Linked DNA regions of Homo sapiens: region 2 is linked to region 1. A link is a loop called in an ENCODE intact Hi-C map of the cell type or tissue named here. Cell type or tissue: breast epithelium. All regions are shown on one strand. Region 1 has its middle 36 kb from the start of FGGY-DT. Region 2 overlaps FGGY (FGGY carbohydrate kinase domain containing).

Region 1 (4,000 bases):
CAACATGAGTGTCCAGCAGGAGGGTGAGTAAGCAAACTATGATAGATTCGTACAATGAATGACTGATTCATACAATATAATAGAACACAATAATATAAAAGAACAAGCTATTGTTATACACCAAAAATGGATGAGGCTTACAAACATTAAGCTTGATGAAAGGATTAGTCACAAGAGAAGACCTACTATATGATTTCTTTATATGAAGTTCTTGAAAAGGCAAAATTAATCTATGTTGATGAAAATTAGATAGTAATTACTTCTAGGTATGGACTATTGACAAGAAGGAGGCATATGGAGTACTGGAAAGGTCCTATAGCTTGATATGGGTGGTGGTTACATGGGTATATTTATATTTAAAAATGTATTGAGCTAAACACTTTAAATTTATTGAGCTAAACACTTAAGATTTGTGCACATTGCTGTAAGTAAATTTTAGCTTTAGAAGTATAAAAATATTTCCCAGGATAAATAATATGTTAATGCCTACCTTTGTGCCTAGATCTTAACCCATATATTTGCCTACATAAATGGTGAGGCAGTGTAGTATGGTATTAAGTGAGCCAACTCTGAAGTTAGACTGTATGGGTTTAAATTCTAGCACTGCAAATTGCTACCTGTGCAAGTGTAGGCATGACATGTCAACTCTACTTTCCTTGCTTTTTTCCTCATCAGTAAAATGGGACAATAATAGTACCTACCTCACAGAGTTAATGAAGCTTAACTGTTCAACTACCTGTAAAGCACTTAAAATAATTGCCTGTACAGACTGTACAGACTACACACTGAGTTGTGTTAGCTATTAATCTCATTTTTAGTGAAATTCTGAGATTAAAGAATAAAGTTTGAAGTTTCTTGATATGTCACAAAAGTTCTTTCCAAATAGTTTACACTTTAATCAGCAACCTCTGGAGGCCCTGGCAGATTATTAAATGAAACAAAGTGGGTTCAGGTATTACTGAATGCTAATGCAAAACAACAAATCATTTTAATTAGGAAATAACCACTCAGACTTGAAGCTTTAAGGCAAGCACAAAACAATGCTGAAGGCGGCTAGATATGGAGATTTAAAACTAACTTGCTCATGTAAACTTTTTGTTTCACAGATTCCATCTTGAAATTGCTGTCACTACTTTGGCACTTGCTTTTCATTCTGAGCCCTGTTCCTGTTGATTTTCTTCCCCAATCCCCTCCAACTTCCACTACTGCTTCCTGGCCATCCTCTTATCTTGCCCGGCACTATTCATATGCAGTCTCTATAGCTGCTATCAAGTCTTTTTCTTAAATAAATGGTGAAAAAGGGAATTCCAGGCAGAGGAATTAGCACAAGCAAAGATACAAAGGAGAACTTTTATTAAAGCTTATATTATAACTAATCTAGAGACTACTTAAAGTATATGGAAGGATGTGCATAGGTTACATGCAAATACTACACCATTTCATATCAGGGACTTGAGCATCTGCAGATTTTGGTGTCTGAGGGGTCCTGGAACCAAACCACCATGGATAACAAGGGCCAATGATACTTGGTAAGTATTTGCCAAATGAATGAGGGGTGTGTGTGTGTGTGTGTGTGTGTGTGTGTGTGTGTGTGCAAATGCACATGCCTGTGTGTGCGTGTGTACCTAGGCCCCTTGAAAAATTATAAATGCCAGATGTGCTGGTTAATCTCCATTTGCCCTCTCTCCCAGATCCATTCTTTCTGTTTTTTTTTGCCTAGCTCTATGTTTTGGGATGCTAACTTTGTCAGGTTACATCACATTTGCAATTGGCTTCCAGTTGAGTTCAGCCAATGGGAAGCACCAATGGAAAACAGGAAAACCAGAGCAGAGAGAGGCTGAGACGTTTCTTTGCTGCTCCCTCCTTGCTTTGGTGCCCTTTTTCTGGCAGCAGCTGTGACCCTCTTCGTGACCCTCTGCAGCTCTTGCTGAAAAGGTGCCTCTCCATGCTTACTGGCTTATCATACGCTATTTCTTCCCTGCCCCCTTTGGCTTTAAGGGACACAATGGCTTCTCACCATTAATATTCTCAGGGTACCTCAAAATCCATTGTTTACTTTCTTAACTTTGCCTTTATTAGTCCTTCATTACAGTCTCTCCCTTTAGACCATAGGAATGAATTCTGATTCCTGCAGAGAACCTGACAATGCACTTTAAAAATGAAGATTGTTTGCCTCTCCACCCCCCCAGCTGCCAGCCCTAGTTTAGGGGGAGTCCCTGGTTGCCCAGCACTTACTGCTCTACTTACTGATCTCTCTTCCCCTACTGGACAGTGAGCATCTTGAGGGCAGAGAAAACATCTTCTCTATCTCTGCATCCCCAGGCTCTAAGACAGTGCCTGGTCTACACTAAATACTTAATGCAATAGTTATTGGTCCCCCATCTCATCTGTAACATGAAAGCACTTAGGCTGAACCATCTCTAAAATCATTTTTAAGTCTTCTTAAGCAAATAAGGCAAAGAAAATATTCTTTTCTCAATCCCCCCAACCCCACCCCCACCCTTCTGGAAGCATTGCCCAAGAAGATGCAAACACATTTGCCTTTTCTGGGATGATGTTGAAGTTGTCTCTCAGGGAGTAGATGCCTTAGGAAGTCCATATTGAGCAATTTATATTGGAGAAAAGATTTACCACAAAATATCACAGTTCAGATCAGATTTAATAGACCCATAAATGGCTGCTTAACAAGGACATTTGGTTACTGTTACATTAAGTTTCCTAAGGGACTTTGTTCTGTTCTACCAAAAGCCTGCAAAGAGCTATAAAGCACAAGCCTTCCAAATTTGATAAAAGAAAATTCAGTTCTTTTTGGAAATTGTTATTCTTAAGTGACAGTATGAAAACAAGCCTCAAATGTTTTCTTTTCCAGGCACTTCCTTCATGTATTTTGGAGAAAGTTTGGCCTAACTTACAAGGAAACCCCTTAATTGTCCCTTAAAAGTAGAATTGCGTCATTGTGGATAAGACATGGTGTTCAAATAGCTCCCTGGGGGCTGAACTGTTGGAAACTCAGCAGGATTTTAATTGTAAGCAGACAATTTGTTTTGGATTGTATGCAGAGCATGAAAATGTAACTGCTATAGGATCTAACAACATATAAGGGGATTAAAGTCTGGTGTTTCTCCACTGCTTTACTTCTTGGTTCCAGCCATCTCTGAGTGATGAACTTGTCCTCTAAGGTTATTCTGGGTCCTTTTGAAAATCTGAAATATATTACTTACTAGATCCTGAGCACTTTGAAAGCAGTGCCAGTCTTACTCCCTCCTATATGGCCAGTGCCTAACGTTGTGCCTGGATCATCTGTGCCCAATCAATTTAGTATATTTCAGCAACTTTAAGACATACTTCTTTCTATAGTTTAAAAACTCTAAAATGGGAATGCCTCATAAAGTTGATTAATCAGCTTCTCCTTTCTCAGTGGTACATGAAATCATAATGCATATTGCAGTTGATGATATCTTAGCTTCTGCGAAATGTGGAATGCTGAAAGCCTACGGTGAGCCAGATTCTGTGTCAAGTCCTTTAATGCATTATTCATTACACCATAGGATAATAACTCCCTATGGTAGGTATTATTATCTCCATTTGAGAGATAAGGCTCAGAGTAGCATAGTCAATAGCCCAACCTCACAATTTCTGCTTGGAAAAATGAACTCAAAGTCTGCTACCAAGGCCCATAATCTTTCTATCAGATTGTGCTGTCTCCCAGCGGAAACTTTAGATAAATATATTTTAGAATCAATATGTTAAAATCTAGGATCCTTCATTACAGTTTTGATTTCATTTATCCTGGTGATCAACTCAAGCAATAAATGCCATCCCAATGGGCTCTCAAAAGTGGTCAACATATATTAACCAGTTTGTGTTCTTAGTGACAGAGTGACAGAAACCCATCTTAAACCAAATAAAGCAAATGTAGAATGCACTGGAAGTATCCATGGGTATCTCACAGTTCCAAGGCTGGGTGAAGGTTGGATATAGTTGGGGCTCAGGAACAACT
Region 2 (4,000 bases), 69 kb after region 1:
CAGGCTTTGTTGTTCCATTTCTAGAGCACAGGCAGAGTAGATTTAGCATAATTCTTAAGGGCCCTAGGATTTTTGGAATAGTAAATGAGCATTGGCTTCAACTTAAGTCACCAGCTGCATTTGCCCCTAACAAGAGAGCCAGCTTGTCCTTTGAAGCTTTGAGGCCAGGCATTGGCTTTTTGTCTCTAGCTGTGAAAGTCCTAGATGGTATCTTCTTCCAATATAAGGCTGTTTTGCCTACCTTAAAAATATGTTGTTTAGTGTAGACACCTTCATTGATTGTCTTACCCAAATCATCTGTATAACTTGCTGGAGTTTCTACATCAGCACTTGCTGCTTCACCTTGTGTTTTTATATTATGGAAATGGCTTGTTTACTTAAACCTCCTGAACCAACTTCTGGTAGCTTCAAACTTTTCATTCTGTAGCTTCCTCACCTGTCTCAGCCTTTACAGAATTGAAGAGTTAGGACTGTGCTCTGGATTAAGCTTTGACTTAAAGAATGTTGTGGCTGGTTTGATCTTCTATCTAGACCACTCAAATTTTCTCCATATCAGCAATAAGACTGTTTCACTTTCTTATTCAGGTGTTCACTGGAGTAGCGCTTTTAGTTTTCCTTACGAACTTTCTTTTGCATTCACAGCTTGACTATTTGGTGCAAGAGGCCTATCTTTTTGCCAGTCTTGGCTTTCCCTATGCCTACTTGACTAAGCTTAATCATTTCTAGCTTTACATTTAAAGTGAGAGACTATGACTCCTTCTTTCACTTGAACATTTGGAGACCATTGTAGGGTTATTAATTGGCCTAATTTCAAAGTTGTGTCTCGGGGGTAGGGATCCCTAAGGAGAGGGAGAGAGATGAGGAATAGCTAGTCTGTGGAGCAGTGAGAACACACACCACATTTATCTATTAAGTTTGCCCGTCTTATATGGGTGCAGTTTGTGGTGCCCCAAAACAAATGCAATAGTAACATCAAATATTATCATAGCAGATATAATATTAATGAAAGTTTGAAATATTATTAAGAATTACCAGAATGTGACACAGACATGAGGTGACATGAGCTATTGGAAAAATGACACTGATAGACTTGCTCTTTGCAGAGCTGCTACACACCTTCAATTTGTAAAAAACACAATCTGCAAGATGCGGTAAAGCAAAGCACAATGATACCAGATATGCCTGAGGCATACCTCAAACTGCGGTTTTAGTTCCAGACCACTGCCACAAAGCAAATATCTCAATAAAGCAAGTCACATGAATTTTTTGATTCCCCAGCATACATAAATGTTTTGTTTGTGCTGTACCGTAGTCTATTAAGTGTGCAATAGCACTGTATCTAAAAAAAAGGTACCTTAATTAAAAAATACTTTATTGCTAAAAATGCTAATGAAGTGAGCACATGCTGTTGGAAAAATGGCAGCAATGGACTTGCTTACTGCAGGGTTGCCACAGACGTTCAATTTGTAAAAAATGTAATATCTGCAAAGTGCAATAAAGTGAAGCACGATAAAATGAGGTATGCCTGTATTTGGGTAGAACTCAATCCTTAACATGGCCTTCAGGGCCCTACATGGCCTGTCTCGACTTGCATTCCTGGCTCATCTCATGATGCTTCTCCTGGCTCTCTGCATTCCAGCCACACCTTCCTTCTGTCATGTCCTCAAACATGCAATGCTCCCTTTAGCGTAAGAATTGTTACCCAGATTCTTTCTTCTGGCTGCATATCCTTCCTACCTTCCACCAGCATATCTAACTCCTGTTCATCCTTAGACCTAAGCTATCCAATCCAATAGTTGCTGAACCCACAATGCCATTTAAATTTATAGTAATTACAATTAAATATAATTAAACATTCACTTCCTCTTTTGCTCCAGCCAAATTTCAAGTGCTCAATAGCCACATGGTGGCTATTATACTGAACAGCACAGATATAGCACATTTTCATTATTGTAGAAAGTTCCATTGGATAGTGCTGCCCCAAACCTTAATTCAAAAGTTAGTTCTTCAAGGAAGGAGCATTTTCTCTACCAATACCACCTCCAACTAAGTCTTATTTCACTTATTAAATGTTTTCACAGTGCCTTGTACGTCTCTTTCATAGAACTCCATGTGGTTCGTGAATCATTCATTTTTTGTTATCAAATAATAAAATCATTCTATAAATCAAGAATAAAATACCATAAAATGAAACAAAATAATAAGATATTTCACTTTTTGGATTAATGTATGTCTTCCCTACTAGATTTTATGTTTCAGGAGGGCAGGAGCTATGTTTTGCTTACCCAGAGCCTGGGTTATATTAGACCCAGGAAGTGTAAAAAAAATGAAGGGTCAAAAGAAATTGAGAGCACTTTGGGAGGCCCAGGTGGGCAGATCATGAGGTCAGGAGTTTGAGACCCGCCTGGTCAACATGGCAAAACCTTGTTTTTACTAAAAATACAAAAATTAGCTGGGCGTGGTGGTGTGCGCCTGTAATCCCAACTACTGAGGAGGCTGAGGCAGGAGAATCACTTGAACCCGGGAGGCGGAGGTTGCAATAAGCCGAGATCGCAGCACTGCCCTCCAGCCTGGGCGACAAAGCAAGACTCCATCTCAAAAAAAAAAAAAAGAAAAGAAAAGAAATGGAGACCTCCCTACTTCTACCCACTGGAGAAAACTTGAGAAAGGATGTAGGGCAAAAAGTGACTCTTGAACTCTTAAGAGAAGACAATTGGAACTGGAGGAATAGAATGGTCAGAAGCGCTGAGATGGGAACATCAAGGATCGAATCCTAGCTGTAATAGGTGGTTTCTAATAGGAAGAAGGAAAGGGAGGCTAGAATTGACGATACAGGGGTAGGTGAGACAGCTGGCTCAGACCAATGGGGAGCTCCTCTAGAATCATCCTGAGTTTGAGATTGACCAGTCTTGCAACAGATTCAGAATGGCTGGCAGAGAAGAAACTAAATTTAAGGATGTCAGGAGGCAGACATCCTGATGAGTTTCAGAGGCTGAGATTTTTTTTTTTTTAAACTATAAACTTTGGGAAGACTGGGACCACGTCTCTCTTGACCAGGATATGTTCTCTGTGTCTGGCACATATAGGTGCTTAATATTTTTAATAATAAATGGCTAGATTAGACTATTGGCAGAGGAATAAATAGGAGGGCTGAGACTGAGAGGCTTTAGGAAGGCAGGCGTAACTGGACTTGGCAACAATGGAGAGGAAGGAGGTAGAGGCTATTTGAGTTTCAGTTCTTGGCAGAATGTTGGGGTCACTGATATAAATGAGAGTATTTGGCCTTTATTTCATCATCTTATCATCAAATGGCAATACCATACCTAAGCTGGGATGCTACGTAGGTAAAGGATTAGGACTGGGTTTATTTACTTCACTGGTCACTAGAGTAGCTTTTACAAAATTGACTGCCTTCAAGGGCCTTCCAGGTAATGCACGCCCCAACACAAGCTGTATTTGTCTTCTTGCTGTTCCCCCTCCCAGGACCTCTGCGCTCGCTGTTCCCCTGCCTGGAACACTCTTCCCCCAGATTTCCATGAGGTCCACTCCTCATGTCTTTCAGGTGTATCCTCAAATTTCACTTGCATCTTGCATAGGAACCACCTCCTCCTTGCATTCCTAATCCCCCTGAGTAATCACTTGCTAGTATACTATATCTACACTATGTAATTTATTTGATTTATTGGGTATTGTCTATCCCTACTAAAATGTAATCTCCAAAAGAGCAAGGATTAAAAAAAAAAGTTTTTCTCTCCATTGTTTTTCCAATACCTAGAAGAGAAAATTCTGCACAGCCTGACCCTAGAAGGGGCTTGATTATTTTCGCTAAGGACTTATGGCTAAGTGAGTGATTGAACTGTGTAACCAACAGGTAGTGATGGAGCCTGAGGGAACTGGTGATTGCATAACTCCTCGCACGCCCCCAAAGCTGACAAAGGCATTCAAATCAAGATTTAAAAGAATACAGTACCTGCCACTCAGAACTCTACTGCAAGCTGGA

Evidence for each region. A loop is a pair of places that touch in the nucleus more often than their neighbours do. Peaks named below come from ENCODE experiments on the same cell type or tissue, not always from the same donor. Only the 100,000 strongest peaks of a DNase experiment are listed, where the experiment ranks them.
Region 2: it touches region 1 in a loop (27-fold over the local background); 1 of 110 quality-filtered maps calls a loop at or near these places.

What each region holds. Positions count from the first base shown.
Region 1 is chr1:59,258,783-59,262,782 of GRCh38, forward strand. No RefSeq gene overlaps it. Among named protein-coding and RNA genes, the nearest start is that of FGGY-DT, 36 kb to the right of the region's middle. In breast epithelium, no CTCF peak of the experiment used is centred here; no DNase peak of the experiment used is centred here; H3K27ac peaks cover 1,558 bases.
Region 2 is chr1:59,327,972-59,331,971 of GRCh38, forward strand. The region is part of intron 2 of FGGY (FGGY carbohydrate kinase domain containing); the gene reads left to right. Among named protein-coding and RNA genes, the nearest start is that of FGGY, 33 kb to the left of the region's middle. In breast epithelium, no CTCF peak of the experiment used is centred here; a DNase peak (open chromatin) is centred at 1,600.